Regions from separate parts of the Homo sapiens genome. Here region 1 is linked to region 2. Evidence: read pairs that join two places in POLR2A ChIA-PET (ENCODE). Cell type or tissue: HepG2. All regions are shown on one strand. Links, peaks and the distances in the headings refer to the core of each region. The heading gives the core; the rest is flanking DNA.

Region 1 (10,070 bases), core at 2,308-6,307, 140 kb after region 2:
GACAGCTTCTCTGAATCCCTACTTTTGTTAATCAAAAATTTTTTTTAAACTACTGCTGGAAGTGTCCCACATGCTGCTCACAATAAAGGCAGATGTGTGACCAAACAAAACAAAACAAAAAAAATCTCAGTTTCCTTGCTTGCTTGTTTTGTTTCCAGTCTGTAAACTGGGCACCTCTTATAAGCAAGGCACTCTGTTAGATGCCAAGGATTAAAAATAAAATAAAAAAAGAAGGATGTAGGCCCAGCTTTCAGGGAGTTCACAGTCTAGCAGGGGAGACAAACACATGTATCAGCCACAGGTTGATCATTTTGTAAAAAAGATGTAAGTATAGTGCTGTGAAAATCTGAATGGACTTAGTACTTACATTTGGTGACATTCACACTATACACCAACACATAATAGATTATCTATTCATAGATCTATTTTAATGGAAATACCTTGATGTATAATAAAATGAAAATCATAGCATGTCCTGGTAGAGCGATCCAAGAGGCATATACTGGTACAGAGAACTATAGGGTGGGCTGGGGCAGAAGAGATCAGCTAGGGCAGCTGCGAATCCAGCACCGTGCAAGGATTCTCTTACTTCCTGTCATTTCTTTAATGTAGCTTCTCAGGAGAGAGACATAAGAGTGTCAGAAAGAGGTTATGTGGAAACAGTTGATACCCACAGGGACACAGATTATTCTGTCAAGAAAAATTTGATGGCAATAAAGAGACTACATTTGTATTGAAATGCACCCAAAAGTATCAATTAACAAGAGAATAAACACTAAACAAGGAGATAAAAAACCCACTGCTGGCCGGGCGCCGTGGCTCATGCCTGTAATCCCAGCACTTTGGGAGGCCGAAGCAGGCAGACCACTTGAGGTCAGGAGTTCAAGACCAGCCTGACCAACGTGGAGAAACCCTGTCTCTACTAAAAGTACAAAAAAAATTAGTTGGGCATGGTGGCGCATGCCTGTAATCCCAGCTACTTGGGAGGCTGAGGCAGAAGGATCGCTTAAACCCGGGAGGCGGAAGTTGCAGTGAGTCGAGATCGCGCCATTGCACTCCAGCCTGGGCAACGACAGCGAAAACTGTTTCAAAACAAACAAACAAAAAACCAAAAAAACCCACTGCCGAATTAATCAAAACAGGGACATTTCTAAAAGAGTGAAAGACAACAGTATATAAACAATTTGGTAACAGGCTATAAATGTTTTCTTTCGTAGTTGGACAAAGTTGTGGAAAAACATAAAGAATCTTACAGACGAATCCTGGGACAGCTTTTAGTGGCAGAAAAATCCCGTAGGCAAACCATATTGGAGTTGGAGGAAGAAAAGAGAAAACATAAAGAATACATGGAGAAGAGTGATGAATTCATATGCCTACTAGAACAGGAATGTGAAAGGTAAGGCTGCTTTGGGCAAACAATGTCCCATTCTGCAATCTATGAGCTGGCCACTGTACCAGGTCTCAGGGATACAAAGATAAATATGACACAGTCTCTGTTCTCAAAGATCTCATAGTCCAGGGTGAGGAAAAGGATATGTTTGAAGACATTATCAGTACAATGTATGGATAACCAGATGTGTGATAAGGACTGTGGAACCATAAATGTTAGGCCCCTAACTCTTGAAGGGAGTGCCCTGTGAAGGCTGCAAAGACCAGGCAACAGGGGTCTAGTCCCTAGGCAAACAAGAATGAAAACCATATTCATGGCAAGGGGTGAAATAAGTGTGTTAGTATAGAAGTGAGAAAAGAACCTGCATTTTGAGGGAACTCAAGCTTTTCACATGGCTACAGCATAGGGCATGATTGTAGGATGAGAAAAGGAAAGGCTTGCCTTGAGCAGCTGGACTTTATACTGTTGGCCTGAAGGAGCAAATGGAAAATTGTGAAAGGGAAAATAAGATGATCAGTTATGCTTTCCTAAAGAACGATTAAGGGAACATGGAGGAACAACTGGAGGAGCTTTAGACTGGGCGCAGGAAACTCACATAGGAGGCAAATATCCAGATGAGAAAGATGAGGGGATGTGTTCCAACAGCCATGAGGTTGGGAGGGGGGTGTGCGCATGAACTACTTATGATGTTTAGTCAATATGAATTAGTGACTGGTTAGACTGGAAAGAAGAGCAAGGAAAACAAGGAGTTACTGAGAAGCACTCCTGGCTATTCAGGAACATATGAAATATGGGAATGGGGCACAGTTTTCTGTGTTGTAGGATTTTGATCAGGCAGGATGGTTTCTACTTGGTGAGTAGGTAGGAGATGAGTCCTGGTTTAGACATGTTGAGTATGAGGTACCTTGGTATATTACAGTATCTGGTGTAAAGAATAATATGTATAAAGTCAACCCATGGTCAGAAATATAGGTCTGTAGAAGGATGGGCTGGTGATATGGACCTGCAGCAGGTGATAGCTGAAACTGTGGGTGTTGGTGTGGTGAGAAGAGAGAATGTTGAAAGGGAACCCTAGAATACATCAAGGCTTGGCAGTTTTCTGGAAGAAAAAGGGGGTTGAAAATGGAAGCTAAAAAAAAAAATGGTGGAAGCTTAGAAGAACCAGAAGACAAAGAAGGCAATGAAATGAAGTGAGCAAAGACTTTAAAAAGAGAGTGAACAGTCAAATAGCACCAAATAATGCAGAAAAGAATGAAATGTCCCAGGATTTGGCAATGAAGAAAATACTGAGGAACTTAATGAGCCATTTCAATAAAGTGGTAAGGGCAGAAGCCAAATTGCAATGCTTTAAAAAACAAAATAAGAAATAAGAATGTAGAAGCTTAAAATGTGAACTAGCATTTTGAGAAGCGTGGCTGCAAAAAAGGAGAGTTTGGTTGGTAAATATTTTCTAACCATATGTAGGGTAGATTATTTTGTTCTACTTTGACCCTCTATTCTGAACCACTGTAGACAGTATAAGCATCCATATGAAACTGAAAGGACAATTAACCCTCTCTATTGATACTGAAAAGATGGAAAGTAACCAATCTCAAATGGCTTATTCAACTACTTCCAATTCATACTTCAGCTAGGTAACTTAAGTTAGTTACCTCAATATCTAGGCTAATAGCAAACTTTCATTTATTTTCCATATACTTTATGGTAGGCATTTTTTCGGAGTGCCAGAGAATCCATGGCACTTATATTCACTCTATTTTTTCCAGGAGGTTTATTTTTCACTACACGGCAGAGAGGGGGCAGGGGAAAGGTCCTACTAACTTGCTCCTCATGAACTCTGAAATATCTACAGGGACAGATTAAAGGAGCACAAGAAATCTGGCACCAAAGAAACATTTGACTCAGACATTACAATATAAGATTTGTTATTCAATGAGACAATGTTATATTAAACATTATTTTGAACCCCTGTGGTTTGGCACTAGTGGCCTCATTTGGCCTCCATACTTATTTGGCACTAACTTGCTGAACACAGACACTTTCTTTCATCTTTCATTATTATGAACATTTACTGATCACGGTCAGAGTGTTGCCTGGCATAATACAAAGAGGTACAGACTGTCCCTGCCCAGGGGGCTTACCACATTAATGAAAAGGCAAGATGATACAGATTTATGGTGGGAATGTGAAGGGCTATTGGAGGAGAGTTCTGATATTCACTGTGTATCTCTACTATCTTCTGGAGGAAGGCTGGAGAGGGCTATCCTGAAGTTATACTGGAATGTTGGGAGGCAGATGGCAAAGATTATTTAAACCAAGAGAGCAAGAAGGAACAACACTGAGAAATGGGAACAAAAGATCAGTGGGGATAAAGGCCATGGGCTGGAGGAAAAGAAAAATTGTGGGAAAAATGTAAAGTGTATACTACTAAATCAATATATGAAGAATAGTATTTTGAAATATATAAAATGAATTTAAGAGAAAGAACTTAAGAGATTACTTTTAGCTTTATAGGATATAAAGTTTCCTTTATAGGATTCTTTACCTTGAAGAATAATTAAAGTGAACATGCCATTAACAAGAAGTAGGAAAAAGTGTCTATCACTCTGTTTAGCCATTCCAGAAGATATGAGAATATTCATCTATTTCTATATGCCAAGGAACACCTTCCAGATGGAATTCTTTGAATGTGACAATATTAAACCTATTCTCAACTCCCTTGATGCATATGTGACTTCCCTTGCTTTGCCTGAACATCACAATTCCAGTATCTTGGTAGTGTGGGCCCATTCACGTCCACCCTTCATGCTTTCCTGCCTTCTGCTGGGAGACTGCAGGCCTCATGAGGCATAACTGACTTCTATCTGCTTTAAGGCCATGTGCATCAAAGTAGTATTAAATGAATACCATCTAACGAAACAGGAAGTGGGGGAAACTAATGACTTCAGGTAAATAAACGCTCAGAGGAGGTGCTTACACACAAGAGTGTGAAATACCCGTAGTGTGCCTTGCTTTCAAGTGACATGGCAAAACACACCATGACTGAGTCCTTCCAACTTCACTGAGTGCTTTCTCTCAAGGACACAGCTGCCTCCCACAAAAGTGAGACTAACTTATCCTGAAGGGTCAAAGAACAATGTTTACTTCCTTCCTCAAACAAAGTGTTGTAAACCACTCCCAAACTAGCAACCCTCCCAGCAGTGAAACAAAGATATCATAACCCCAGTAAAAGGGAGGTTGGTTGAAAATAGATACAAAGGGGTATCTGGTTGAAACTCTGAAATAAACACGGTAAAGGTTTACTGCTCACATTCTAAGTGTTGGTTTGTATCTACCTGGAAATAAAACAAAAATTAAGAACTACGTGATTGAGGTAGTTAATGAGACCTCAGAGGATGTAATAATGGATTTCAAATTAAGGCTCAATTTCTGTGTTTTCTTTGGAGAATTTGTTTTATGTGGAAAACCCTAAAGGAGACTGATGTCACACATTGAGCTCAGGCCAAAATGTTTGCCAAGTGATGTCGCTGTCGTAATCAGTAAGCAATTGGCTTTCCCACTGAGGGTGGGTGGGGGCAGGGATCAGCTCAGGAAAGCCTGTTCCCAGGCATGTTAATGCAAAGTTTCCTTAGCTGTAATCTGTGCGGTTTGGTCTGTCCATATGGTAATATTCTATCCATGTTTCATGACAACGTTCACTGACCAGCTCCAACATGTGGATACGTGTGTCACCAATGACCTGAATTATGTACTTGGCTGAATTACAGGTGGAGTCTATGTAAAAGGTTTTTTACACAAAAGCAATGCCAATAATTTTTGGCCTTTCTGTGTGGCTTCACAGTACTTTTAGTCAATGTAATTTTGCAAAATTTTCCCATAAGTGAAATGCCAATTTTGTCTGTACTTTCAAAAAAGCTTGCATATTTTTTTTTCTTTTTCAGTTTCAATGGGGCAAAAGGCTCTGAAGAAAAAAAAGAGTTGCTTTTTTTTGAAACCATGCATTCTTTCTTAGAATTCTAAAACAAACTATGTATGCTATCCATATATGTTACTGCATTTCTGGTCTTGAAACAACAACTAAAGCAGGAAAGAAATATTGTTATGGCAGCTCTGTATAAAACTGTGGCTTCAACCATGGATTGTGTTAAAGCCTTAAATTACTTTTCATAAAATCTTGGCCTAGTAGGTTAGCACTGATAGTTCAGTTTTGTAAATCAGAAGTTCAAATGGTAGCTTCTCAAACACCACAAAGAAAGGAGTCAAGGTAGAATTAATCTCTTGTTCCTTTTCTGTCCAAGTTTGACTAGATAGAACAGTGGTGCAGAGGCCTTAGGGCCCTTTGGAGGAAAGTCACCAGGTGTCCAGCTTCAAGTGTTGTTGCCTTGACCACACCCTGGGAAGTTCTTTGCTGTTAAGTTTCAATGAAGAACAAAGCACTTCCACCTCTCCCTTTGGCTGAAACAACTTTATAAACAAGTATTTTCACCATCAATCCTTTTCTATTATGACAGGCCTATTTTTCCAGACTGCATCAGACAAGGTGACTAAAACACTGCTTGAGCCATATTTGACCCTACTGTTAACTGAGTAAATCAGACCACTTTTAAAGGCTTCTCTCAAAAACATCAAATTTTCTTTCTAGAGGATTTGGAAACCTCCTTGAAATACATACATGAATGAGTTAATTTATCTAATTTTTAGGTTAAACTCATTAGTTTGGAGCTAGTGCTACTTGCCATTCATTAACTGAAACAAAACAAAACAAAAACAATAATTGATTAAATATATATGTCTACTGCAAGCCAGGTCCCATACTAGATACTGGGCGAACAAGGTAGATGTGGTCCTCACCTATACAATCCTGAATATTTGTTCATTGTGTAAAACAAAGACACCACTGCAGGCTTTAAGACCTGATACTGATTCTTCTAAGGCATTATGAGTTCATGACGGGTAGAAAAAAAGGCACCACTATGGTAAACTAATGTAATAACATTAATGCTCATGAAGACAGAACATTCAGGAGAAATCAATAAACACATTAAACTAAAGTATTTTACTAGAGAATTCAATATCGTGCCATTAAGATTTTCAGTTTCTTTGGTCTTAAATCTCAGCTTTTAAGGGTATCCTACAAAGCAATACACAGTGGGTATAAAGCTTTAAAAAAATAAAGTCTACTTAAAAAAAATATTTTGAAAGCCAGCAGTTTTAAATTTCATACACACTAAACTATTGTTGTAGAATACATTGTACTCAAATGCAATCATTTCCTTTCAGTTTTTCTGGCAAGGAGCTATTTGTATTACATATTCTCAAGACTATGTCTTACAAGTATTGAAATGGATGCCAGATCTCCATTTGACCTTTGTCATGGGCATCTAGTTCTTTGACAGAACAAAATGGAGATCCACTGCAAACAAATATTTTGTTATTGTAATTCTATACAGAATTATGACATGATCAGCCTTGTGTTCATACATGCTGGACCTAACACAGGATCTGAAAAGGGATGCAGAGAGATTAATTACCTCATGTGGGTACTAAAAAACCATTTAGGACCGTCCATCATGACTTAACTTTCAACAGATGTCATAAAACCATACTCTTAAAACTGCACAATTCAGCGGTTTCCATACAATGCCTTTTAATTTCAGAGGTCAAAATTCAGATAGAGTGACAATGCTACCTGATTGCTTTTCCTTCCCAGAAATTTAGTTTTCTGAACTAAATTTTACAAATAATTTTGAATGTGTATTTGAACATACATGATAGTGAGTTTATTGCTTACAAAAGAATACTATGAATGCTAAAAAGAAAACATTAACAAGCCTAGTGAGGGATGAACCAGGAGCTTAGAGATAGTGGCAGTCTGGTCTGCAGACCTGATCTGCAGCTATGTATAACTTTTGGCAAATTCCATTCCTCAAATCTTTAGTTTTCTGGTATATAAAACAAGGGGCTGGGCGTGGTGGCTCACACCTGTAATCCTAGCACTTTGGGAAGCCAAGGCAGGGAGATAATGAGGTCAAGGGTTCGAGACCAGCCTGGCCAAAATGGTGAAACCCTGTCTCTACTAAAAATACAAAAATTAGCCGGGCGTGGTGCCGCGCGCCTGTAATCCCAGCTACTCAGGAGGCTGAGGCAGAAGGATCACTTGAACCCAAGAGGTGGAGGTTGCAGTGAGCCGAGATCACGCCACTGCACTCCAGCCTGGGCAACAGAGCAAGAATCTGTCTCAAAAAAAACAAAACAAAACAAAACAAAAAACAAACAAACAAGGGCAGGGCATATGATTATGATTTCTGTGTCTCTTTCACACCTAAAAATTTGTGATTATGTGATTGTCATGAACAAGTACCTTTTACCTCAAGCCTAGGATTCTAACTCCACTACCAAAAGAGGTCAGTGAGAATGACAGTGACTACCACCAACTTTAAATCCAAATCTGTACATCCATTCTTAAAGGACATCTAGATTTCGGTATACCCTACTGCTTCCACATATTTGAAACTTAACCTAATATCACCTTTGCACATCCAAGTCCACTCACAACTTTTTTATTCCTGTTAATACAACCACCATGAATCAATCTACCAGATAACTATAAAAAATTACAGAAATCTCAGAAGCCAAGAATTTAAGCTAGAAAAGACCTAGCAATCTAGACCAATGCTTTGATTTTTTGAATTGAGAAAAGTGAGGCCTCTCAAGCCCAAGATAAAAAAAAGTCACCAAATCTTCCAGCTAAATAGTTGCAGAGTCAGAGTAGAAGCCAGCTCTCCTGACAATATATTTGATGATATTCTAGAGAATATCCCTAGAATCATTCCTAGGTACTCAAACTATGTGCCTGGTGTTACGGGAGGTCCAAGATAAATTTTACACACAACTAAAATACAGGTGAAAAGACAAGGCACTCAAAATAATCTGTAGATAATTTAGGAAGAATGCAGGTGTTCATTCTGTGGCACAGACACCACTGTTGCAACACTGTGGAAGATCAGGCAAAAAGGAGATTAAACACAGTAATTATCCAACAGCCAGCACAGCCCTAGGAGAATGCAGGACATACAGTAAATACTCTATAATACATCTACTAACTAGCTGGTGGTTACTAGTTTAACAGCCCTATAAAACAGGTAGCCAAAAACTGAATGTGGAAAGGCAACCTCAAACTTCTGTTCCATTTGGACTAAAAAATATAAAGAGGAATAAGAGCCACTAAACCATATCAAAATAGAAATTTTTGCCTCATAAGTGAAAATCAAGGTGGGATATTAGAATTAAACTGTATCCTGAATTTGCAACTCATAGGTAAACTTTCCTGGCAAGTGTATTAATTCTTCAGATGAGAAGATGAAGCCAAACAGCTTTGGCCAGCCGTGAAGATGATGGCTGGCACAAGTGATGAGTGAGTATCACTGCACAGAAAGGCCTTATGGAAGAGCACAGGGTATCAGAGTTAAAAGCATAGACTCGAGTTAGAACAACAAACGTGGAGCATGGACCATGAAGCATGGTCCCATCCTCTCATCTGATCCTACTGGCTATTTGACCTTGGGCAAAGCATTTAATCTTGTTAAGTCTCCGATTCACCATCTGTTTAAAAAATGATAGAGATCTCATAGGTTCCTGTGATTACTAATTATATAATGCACAGCAAGTGCTAAGTAAGGTGTCTAGCACATAAAAAGCACTCAGTGACCATTAGCACTGTATTTGTCAGGGTCCTCCAGAGAAACAGAACGTGTGTGTGTGTGTGTGTGTGTGTGTGTGTGTGTGTGTGTGTGTGTGTATAAACCGTTATTATAAAGTGTTGGCTCACATGATCCTGAAGGCTGGGCAGTTGCATGAGCTGCTGTCTTCAAACTGGAGACCCAAGAAAGCCAGTCATGTAGCCGAAAGACCTGAAAGCTAGAAAATCAATGGTGTAGATTCTATTCCCAATCTAAAGCCCTAAGAATCAGGAGTGGCAAGGACAGAAGATTGATGTGCCAGTGCAATTAACCCAGGCAGTTAATTCAACCTGCCTTCAGCTTTCTGTTCCATTCTGGCTCTCAACAGATTGCAGGATGTCTACTCACACTGGGGAAGGCAGTCTACCAACTAAAATGCTAACCTCTTTGGAAACACTCTCACAGATACACCTCAAAATAATGTTTAACCAGCTATTCAGACATCCCATGGCCCAGTCAAGTTGACACATAAAATTAACCATTACACGTATCTTTCTTCAAATTTGCCTTTCTTCAAAGCAGTTTACTTATGTACTCTGCATGATACCAATAGGTATATTTTTGAGTTGCCAAGAAAGCATTTATGTAGACCCTATACTGGGTTCTAATAATGTGACAATTAATAAGAGTTTTCAAGTGGCATATTGTTTAGTATAGGGGAGACAGACATAACATCAATAAGTGCAATGCAAAGTTGCAGGCTAATGACAACAAAGGATACAGAGGAGGCAAAATAAGGGCTTATACTCAAGGCATGGTTGTATCCTATTTCCTTTAGTGTAGGAGAATTGCTGAATGTCCTAATGATCTAACACTGTATAACACTGAGCTGGGCAAGACAGTGCTCTGTGAACTTTTTTTTTTTTAAACCATTAAGACTCATTTCTTCTTTTTGGTAAATCACTCTACTTAGAGAAACAGAAATGTTAGTTTGGTGGTAT
Region 2 (10,070 bases), core at 193-4,192:
GCATTAGAATAATCTGGAAGGGTTTTAAAAGTACATATTGCTGGGTCGCATTCCCAGAGTTTCTGATTCAGAAGGTCCAGTGTGGGGCCTAATACTTTACATATCTGAAAAGTCCCCAGGTGATGCTGTTGATCCAGGAGCCATATTTTGAGCACCACTACCTTACAGCATAGAACACAGTATTAGGTAAATGATACCTGGCCAATAAACATTTATTGATGGAATTGAATTAGTATTGAAATATAACGTTTTATTCTCCACCTTGAATCTGAATATGAACTGAGAGGCTGTTGGACTAATTAGATACAAGAATACAGGTGGTGATGACATAGCAAGGAAAACAAATCAAGTGTCATTTGCACCTCAGCTTTATAATGGTGACAACTATGGGGCACTATGGCAGTGGTAAAATGGTTAAAGTGAATACTTTTTTCATTAGGAAGAAAGAGTAAGATGAAAAGTGGAAGACCAAGAATGAAATCTTAGAAAAAATGGCTTATATGTGGTTGACAATAGTTTCTAGGATGAGGCAGCCACGGGTAGATGGAGGATACAGACAATATGTGGTTCAACAGAACTGGGATTGAATCTAGACTGCCATAATGTTAGCAGGATGATTTTAGGCAAAGTTACTTTATTCCTCTGACTCTCCACTTCCTTACCTGTGAGTGGATAATAATGCCTATCATGAAGGTTAGATTGGCCTGAGAATTGCAATTTAGAGCAATGGTTCTCAAACTATAGCAGGAAAAAGCATTATCTGGATATTCTCGTTAAAACATAGGAGCTAATTAAAACACAGATTGCTGGATGGTACTCCCAGAGATTCAGATTCAGTAAGTCTGGGGTGGGGCCTGGGAACCCGCATTGTTACATCACACTAAGTAGACTGCCCAGTGTATATATTAATTATATATACATTCCATACTGTCTTATAATTCAGGCATTTGGGCTCATAGTTTACAATCTTATGAGACTGACCCTAAAGCAAGAACTGTATCTTGTTCCTCATCTCACACATAATGCCTAGCATAGTGTTTTGTTACACACACATGTGTATGTGTGTGTTTAACATATGTTAGTAGATATACATTGCATAGGCAGCAACAGCAATACATGTTTGTTAGTCCCCCTGCCCCACCACCCCACCCCCAGGCCCCTGGCCAAATCTCTGCCCTCTACCAATCTTTTTACTGTGTGGAAATCCAACTGCTGAATTCCTTAAAAAATTAGCTGTTTGTCAAATTGACTCTCATGTAGTAGACAGCAACACGGAACTTATTAGAATGTTCTTACAGATGAGTATGATTTGCCAACATGCCCTTAATGAATCTGAAGCTAAAGAAAATCAGCAAGTGGAAATAAAAAGTTCCATTAGGTCTGTAAGCATTTTCCAAGCCCTTTTGCCAGTCTCCCTTCCTCTGCTCCAGGGCCTTCTATCCTCTGGAGAGCCAAAGGATCTTAAAGTTCTCTACATATAATAGTGGGTGGCATTTGTCAAAACATAAAGAATGAAAACCAGCTACATCACAAATTAAACCAAGAAGTCACAGCACACTTAATGCAGTAAGGGGCTGGCAAACACGAACACTGTTGCACATTGAATGAGTGGCTTTAATGTTGAAAAAAAAAAAAGGGTGTTGGGGGGGTCAGGATTAGCTGGAAAAAGAGAGGCCGTGGGACTGGGGAGCTGGTGGCAAATTGGTCCTTTAGGATACACAGGAAATCGTCAGAAGTTTTGTCTATTAGTAAGTTAAACTGCAAAGCAGAAGCTCATGAAATGTTTACTTTGATACATCCTCCTCTTTCCCAATCCACCACACGTCCTAAATACATTCCCGGAAGACAACCCCACAATCCTAACAGGAAAGAGCCCTTGAAGGTTTACAGCAGACCTCAAATTCACTTTCAAAATCTCCATTCTTCTGGGTTCTCTGAAACCAGAAGCAACAAAACAAAGAACAAACAAAACAAGAACTCTTCCACCTGCTTCTAGAGGTCCGAGGTTTGAGAGGAGAACTAGAAGCAACTTTTCCAACCTTAAGTGTGAACATTCAGTACTGGCACCAATGGGTTTGGCTGACGGTATGTACTCCTGACAGTCTTGGGGTAAACATGTGGAGAGATTTTAACATTTGATTAGGTTTTTCTCTATACTTCAAGTAACAGAACAAATCACTTTATTTCTTTAATGGAATCCTCTTTACAGAGAGAAGAAATTAGATGCTTTAAAAATTAGTTTTCCTCTGTACCCTGAAGTCCAGAGTTTTGATATGAAATTTTATTCAGGTTGACTTTTTTTCTTGCAACCTTGCAAACTAGAAAAAAACCCAACACACACAACTCACTAACCAGTTAAAAAGTGGTATTTAATGAAAAGTCAAGTCCCCAGATTAAAATAATCCTTAAAATAACTTTTAAAAGACTACCAAAGTCTGGATGAGAAAGTATTCAGATCTGCACATTAGTTGCTAATTATGCAGGGTGGGATGGAAGCTTAGGAGCCTTTAAATTTGATTTATAAAGTTTTTCTTTTTTTTAAAGTAAATTCACCTGGAGAAAATTAAGGCCATCATTCTGAGTTACAGTAAAAAGCTATTCAGATAATAATACTATAATAATAATTACACCAAGAAGAATACAATAATTCAGATATATAGTAATAAGTCATTCAGACCCTTTAATGGTTGGTTGAGATCATTATAATACTGAGTGTGGAACCAATTTTTAAATTTTCTGTTAAAATTTTATTTCTAAACTGAGGAGAAAGGAAAAATGAGAAGCAGTACCAGGGCTTATTTGGGAACAAGTGAGCCAGAGGTGAAGTTCTAGGGTAAGCAGATTTTAAATGGACAACAAGTAGTGGGTGAGGGTACTGATACCTCAGCAGTAAAAACAAAACAAAACAGGGTGCCAACTGATAAAATAATGACAAAGAGGCATATAATATAGTTCAAAGTTCTTCTGACTTTGGCCTCAATGAACTCCAAATGCCATCTTGAGGATGCCTGAGAACTCCTAGAAATTTTGCCTTTATGTGTCAAAAGGAAACATCTATTTCTATCCTCCTTTCGTGCTGAACAAAACGTCTGCTGGCTCAGAGAGATTAAGCAAGCTGCTCAAGGTTATAAGACTAGAACCAGGTCTCATGATGTCCACTTTGTACAAGTAACTGAGAGTTGGGGGACTAGTCATCACAGTAATCCAGGCTGGAGGGGAGGAGGCTTGGGCCAGACAGGTGTAGGGCGAATGCTGAGGAACCAGGACAAAGCTTTTTCACAACGACATCTCAGCCAGGACAAAGAGTTTATTTCTTTAAGCCTAAGATATAGGGGCTTTTAAATTTCTTTTAGGGTTTTGAGATTTTTGAAATTAGTATGCAGCTTAGAATCAATGTTAAAAGACAGGCAGCAGAGGTGATGTAGCTCTAATTGCCCATGCATATGCCAACACACAAATCTCTTGGAAAAAACAGAAGCACTTCAGAGCCTGGAGAGGTTGGTGTGACTGACCCCCGTATGAGGGACTGGCTGCAAGGCATGCATAACACAGAGGACTAATGGAGAAGTAATGAAGTTAAGGCTTAAAGGGCTCAAAATCTTCTGTTAAAAGAAGACAGGATAGACCGGGCGCGGTGGCTCACACCTGTAATCCTAGCACTTTGAGAGGCCGAGACGGGTGGATCGCGAGGTCAGGAGATCGAGACCATTCTGGCTAACACGGTGAAACCTCGTCTCCACTAAAAATACAAAAAAATAGCTGGGCGTGGTGGCGAGCGCCTGTAGTCCCAGCTACTCGGGCAGCTGAGGCAGGAGAATGGCCTGAACCCGGGAGGCGGAGCTTGCAGTGAGCCAAGATCGCGCCACTGCACTCCAGCCTGGGGGACAGAGCAACACTCCGTCTCAAAAAAAAAAAAAAAAAAAAAAAAAAAAAAAAAAAAGAAGAAGACAGGATAACCACAAGTGGATATTTCCAGATCTCTAAGTATTACTAGGGAAGTAATATAGAGTAGTAAAGGCTTTCAATTTGGGAAGATGAAAAAGTTTGTGGAGATGGGTAGTAGTCTTGGTTGCATAACAATGTGAATGTTCTTAATGCTATTAAACTGCACAGTTAGCAATAGTTAAAATGACAGATTTTGTATTATATATATTTTACCACAATAAATGAATAAATGAAAAAAGTGAAGTCTCTGGAATCAGTCTTCTTGGCTTCAAATCTTGCCTCTGATATTTCCTAGCTGTGAGTCCTTGGGTATTGCATTACCTTCTCTGTGCTTCAGTTTTCTCACCTCAGAATGGGAGGATAACGACATGCACCTCGGAGGTAGTGAGGGTTAAATGAATTAAATGAATTCATATGTGTAAAGCACTTAGCACCTAGAATGCAATAAAAGTCCAAGAAATGCTAGTGGTTGTTAATGGTGTTGTAATTATTAGTACTGCTCTTATTATGAGGTAAAGCAATTTTTTAAAAAAGTTCCATCTTCTTTCTCTTCTTCTTTTCATTCTCTGCAGGAGGTATTAATAAGAAATAAAATAGTGAAAATGTGGGTAGGAGGAGAAAGAAAGTAAAACAAGGGCCTGGGAAAATTAACACCCTGGAATAACCAAGAATTGCCTACATCAGCCAAACATTTAAGTTTTAATCTCTAAGCAAAACTGTGCAGGGTCCTCAACCACCTGTGAAGATTTTCGAATGTCATGTGCTTGGCCCCAACTTGGACTCACCCCATCTGGCTGTCCAGAGATAAGGAGCCTCTCATTACACAAACATACTCAGTGTGTACAGAGGGATCACTTGTTTTTGGTATTTTAGGTTTATTTAGAAGAAGTATAGTTTTTAAAATCTAAAAATTGTACCCTTCCTTCCTTTTAAAATTTTTTTTTTTTTTAAATTTTAACAGTGCCTTTCTGCCTTGATTAGAAGTAAAGGTCAACTTCTATGTGCACATCTATTGGCCACTTAAGAGAGAAAGCCCTGCTAATAAATCTTGGGGCAAAGGGTGTGGTTTCTTGTGTGTGGCTATTGCTATGCTGCAACTCATCACCTCGTGCGGTTAATGAGGATGTGGTTCTGCAACTTGCACTTCCATTTCAAAGCCATGCAGGCCATTGATAGATCTGTATGGCTCAAAGAGATGCCCTATTTGTTTTTTATTTTTATTTTTTCGAGACAAGATCTGGCTCTATTGCCCAGGATGGAGTGCAGTGGTGTGTGATCTTGGCTTAGTGCAACCTCCGCCTCCCACGCTCGTTATCCTCCCACCTCAGCTTCCAGAGTAGCTGGGACTACAGGCACACACCCTGTGCCTGGCTAAATCTTGTGTTTTTCTATTTTTTGTGGAGATGGGGTTTCACTATATTGCCCAGGCTGGTCTCAAATTTGTGAGCTCAAGGTATCTGTCTGCTTCAGCCTCCCAAAGTGCTGGGATTACAGGTGTGAGCCACTGCGCCGAGCCCCTATTTGTTTCTTAAGTGGTGGTTTTTACTCAGTGAGAGGTGGTAGCTAAGCATTTTTATGTATTTTTTTTTTCTTGGGTGAAGATGCTATTCTAATGTGCTCTGATTTCATTTTCTTGTTTTCGTTTAGGGCATTGGCATACTTTAAAGCTACCTTGCTAGGCCAAGGAGCTGCCTTCTCTTAGAAGGGCATCAGGAAGATGGTTTTTGGATGTGGTATAAAGGGATGGAAGAGGAGGTGGAGTGGGAAACAGTTAAAGTACTAAGGCAAGAGTCTCCTCATGGTTTCTCCTTGCATGGTACTTCACTCCTTTACCTCCCAGTAGATTTTATTTTCTAAAATAGTAGATCAAAAAAATCTTTAGGGGCTCCTCATGACATAGAAAGTAAATCTCAACCTCTTCAGTCTGGCACCGTAGCCCACCCACCATGTGACACACACCTCCAGTTTCCTCAAATCCCTTTACCATACCCGGCACAGCTGAGGGCACATGTACCTGGAGCCCATCTTCCCCCCGCCCCCATTTCCCCAACCGTCCTCCTCCAGCAGGAAAACTGCCTGTGCCACCCCTAGTCATATGGGTCACATTTTAAATTAATCATTTCATACATATGTGATTTACCTCACTAACGAGGCCAGAACTCCCCAGACTGGAGGCTCATAGGTTGAATCCAGTCCACATGCATGTTTTGTTTGGCCTACATGATGTTTTTGAAGAATATGAATTAGTTGCCAGAGTTTTTTAAAAATCAGGAGATGATACATACACACAGAAATCTGGATTTCTGATTTCTCTTGACAAACTGGAAGCTCTGACAATTCTAGGCCGGCACATATGGATGGTTCCAGTCAGCTGGAGTTGTGTAATGACTGACTTCTTCAGGCATGATGGGTCCTTTTCATTACAGTACAGTCCCAGTCACTACTCTGTCCTGCACTTGGCCCCCGCCTTCTGGCTCACAAACCTTCCTGGCTCCTAACGCTGTTTGAATCTTCAACCTCTGAACTACACCCTCTACCCTTGGAGGATAGAAACTTTGTCTTCATCTCCTCACCTCCTCAGGGCCTAGCACACCATTATTTAATAACAGGTGCTAAAAAAAAATGCTTCCTGAATGAAAGGAAGCAAGGCTAGAGTGAAGAAGCAGGGGAAAGCAGTGATGATCACGGAGATGAGGCTAAAAGCAAGCCACGGACAAGGACACAGGTGTGAAGCATTTTTCATTGTCTCAAAAAAGATGTCACATGGAAGGCTCGTCCCATTATAGCCTCAAATGCCAGAGATTTATAAAGCCCTTTAAGGAAAAAGAAAATTAAGAGGCATTGTATTTTTTAAAGGATAGCTTCCCAGAAACTGGACAGAAACAACCTAGAGTATCTAACAAAGCTCTTCAACTCCAAGTATATGTTTCTGTATCAACAGTGAAGTTAGTCAATCTGTTCTTTCTTTTAAGGAAAACCATGAAACTTTAAGCTTTACTTTGTAGTGCTGACTAGGTAAAAGAGAAATTACCCTAAAGGTAGCCTTTATTTCAAGTCTATCTACAAAATCTAAAAAGAAAAACACTGGAAGAGATGGATGTTACCAAGGACCTTTTCCTGAACTTGCACCAAATGCCTTCTCCATGCTGTCCAAACTGCCCCTTTGCTCTCAAATGCAAGTTAAGTTAGAAGATCAGAAAGAAAAAGGTTCTAGAATACTAAACACATCACTCAACTACTAAACTTTATTTTAAACTTCACATATGAAACTGTGGCTCCAGAAGAGAAGTCATGGCTTAACTCAGTGTTCTAACAAAGGAGGTTATACAGCGTCCTCCTTCTACTGAAAAGCCTCTGAGTGGGACAGTCAGGAAAAATGGGCCCTGTTGTCTGTTGATGCTTCTGGGTTTGAGGGTGTAAAATGAAGTCAGTTTGTGGTGAGGTGCTTGGGAATTTAGAGGAGAAAAAAAGCGGAGAGAAACTTTTCTCTTTGTCCACCAAGGGGATTTGTGTTTGAAATGAAAGTTGGAGGAGCAAAAGCTGAGCAAAGCTTTAGATTGGGGATGTGAGTATCTCAAGCTGCCGGGACAGAGAGGAGGTCATCAATGGGAAGCTTGTAGAAGCACCCAAGAACAGACTTGTGCCTCACTTAACTATGTGTCAACTTTTCTCTGCCTGCCTTCAGAGGTGATCTCATTTTACATTCCAAAGAATGACAATGGAAAATCATACCCGTTTATAAGCATCTGATTGTACAAAGTTTCATTCTGTAAGTAGGAGCTTATCACAGTTTCTAAAATCTCCAACTCTGTTCCGTGCCTTGAACATAGAACAGTATTCAGATGCCTCTTAATTTTCTGCCTGAGAGAGGCAGTAGGGTATAGAGAGTAATAGCATAGGCTCTAGAGTCAGACAGATAGGAGTCTCAGTCTTGGTTCTGCCAGTCAGTAAATGTGGAGCCCTAGGAAAGCTAGGTAACTTCCCCAGCCAGTTTCCTCAACTGCAAAAAGAAAATAAAAAATTGTGCATATTGCCTGGGATTACTTTGAGGCATGAGTGGGAGAATGGACACAAACACTTAGCATAGTACCTCACAGAGAGTCAGCCTCTAATAACTAGCTATTTTCATCAGACTCTCACGATGTCGAAAGATTTAGACAGTCAGTTAGTTGGGTAAAAGGTCATCAGGATCTTTGAGGAATACATAGAAGTTGGACCGGCATTGTATTCACAGTTGTTAATTCTAAACAAGGATGAGGGCAGTGACCCTGTTAAAAAAACCTAGGGTTTGAGTGATTTTTCCAGTAGCAGGGGTAGGTTATGCTGAGCCAGCCACGCTCACATCCATACCTTCTGCGACCAAATGCATGCATTTATGAAACACCCGGGCAAGCAGGGGGCTTCTCTGCATGAAACCAACTGTCCCATATGGGGCCTGATCCCAAAGCATTGGATTTCAACCAACTGAACTAACTGGTAACAGATAACCAAGGGGACATTCCCTGTTTGCAGGAGGGGAGCAGACTTTTACAGAGACATATCACGAGAACTTTAATAAGACGCAGAACACAAAATGCATTTTAGTGTTACCCAAGAACATGTAATGTTTCAGAGTTTGGAGAAACCGCAGCAACTCTGTCCATTCCAATTTATAAGCAGATTCTATAGCTTGAAAGGTCTGGGCTTTTATTGGCCTTTTTCCTTGATGATATAATGAGTATTTGAAACTGACATGCCTAAGGCCGGGCAAGAAGCTTGGCCTAGAGATCATGTCATCTTTCCTTAAAGTAACATCTCACTGCTTTCCTGGTTTCCTGCAGAAAGATTAGACTCTTGGAGAATAGTCACAGAATATTAGAACGGGACGGGTCTTTAGTCACCTAGTCCACTGGAGGGGCAGAGAAGCCACGTGGCAGGCAAAGATTATACAGCTAAATCCTGGCTCTGCCAGCACCAGAGCTTCTCTGACTGCAGGTCCAGGACTTTCCATTAAAATCTCCTGCCCTGAGCCTGCCAATCATTAGTTCTCTTACAGAGCTACCCCAAAGTTGTGGGAAAAATCACTTGCCCAATTCTTTTTTTTTTGAGACAGAGTCTCGCTCTGTTGCCCAGGCTGGAGTGCAGTGGTGCGATCTCGGCTCACTGCAAGCTCCGCCTCCCAGGTTCATGCCATTCTCCTGCCTCAGCCTCCCGAGTAGCTGGGACTACAGGCGCCTGCCATCACACCCGGCTAATTTTTTGTATTTTTAGTAGAGACGGGGTTTCACTGTGTTAGCCAGGATGGTCTCGATCTCCTGACCTCGTGATCCGCCCGGCCTGCCTTGGCCTCCCAAAGGGCTGGGATTACAGGCGTGAGCCACCGCGCCCGGCCCCATTTTTTTTTTTTTAATGGTCTAGAGCTGCTACCTGGTTGTGTGGCAGTCCAAAGCAATAAGACATTTATTGTTTCCAGCTGCCTAGAAACTCAACATTAGCTGTGTTAATTAGATTATGACAAACTTGTTAATCACAAGCAGATAAAGCCAGTAAGGGCTAGCAGCATTTCTGACCTGGAGGCTAAAATGTTAATGATATCTCTAGCTCAACAAGAGCAGATTATAAACTTTTGTTATCTTTGTATCACCAGGTAGTAAGCATTCAGTCACTGAAATTTATTTATTTTAATATGAAATCACTTTTGTTTAAAATAAGTATTTCTAGGCTGTAAGTTTCTAAAAAGCCTCCCATAGAAATTTAAAAAGTAGATGTAAGGTCTGGAAAATGTAACAATATTTATGGAAGGATGCATTGGAGACTTGTCAATTTATCAGCTGGAAATGTTGTGGGGAAATCCCAGAGCTGAGAGTCAGACTTGGTTCCTAGCCAGGGTCTTGCCACACCCTCAGCTGGTAATAATATTTGGTACCCTACCATTTTTGTAATGTAAAATGCACCTATGTAGCTTTCTTCTCTACTCCCTGCCTTCCCTTCCCTTCAGGCCCCAGCTTAAGACCTTGGTATACCATAGCTTGCACTTTTATGCTACTTTGAGCAAATATGAATCTTCTTTTACCTGTGTCTTATTTCCCCAACCAGATCAACTAGGCTATCCTTCTCTGAATGCCTAAGATTAAGCTTGGACTCCA

The links. ChIA-PET counts read pairs that join two places held together with the same protein. Peaks named below come from ENCODE experiments on the same cell type or tissue, not always from the same donor. Only the 100,000 strongest peaks of a DNase experiment are listed, where the experiment ranks them.
Region 1: POLR2A ChIA-PET joins it to region 2 with 8 read pairs; 1 of 35 experiments calls an interaction of 5 or more read pairs at or near these places.

The regions. Positions count from the first base shown.
Region 1 is chr3:99,915,556-99,925,625 of GRCh38, reverse strand. All of the region lies in intron 1 of CMSS1 (cms1 ribosomal small subunit homolog), which reads right to left. It overlaps FILIP1L (filamin A interacting protein 1 like), which reads left to right. Exons shown (of 6, transcript NM_001387850.1): 4 at 1,218-1,396. The region is part of intron 1 of LOC105374010 (a long non-coding RNA gene); the gene reads right to left. Among named protein-coding and RNA genes, the nearest start is that of MIR3921, 44 kb to the left of the region's middle. In HepG2, for the core only: no CTCF peak of the experiment used is centred there; DNase peaks (open chromatin) are centred at 4,515 and 4,935; H3K4me3 peaks cover 511 bases.
Region 2 is chr3:100,055,964-100,066,033 of GRCh38, reverse strand. The region is part of intron 1 of CMSS1 (cms1 ribosomal small subunit homolog); the gene reads right to left. All of the region lies in intron 1 of FILIP1L (filamin A interacting protein 1 like), which reads left to right. Among named protein-coding and RNA genes, the nearest start is that of FILIP1L, 54 kb to the left of the region's middle. In HepG2, for the core only: no CTCF peak of the experiment used is centred there; a DNase peak (open chromatin) is centred at 1,803; H3K4me3 peaks cover 370 bases.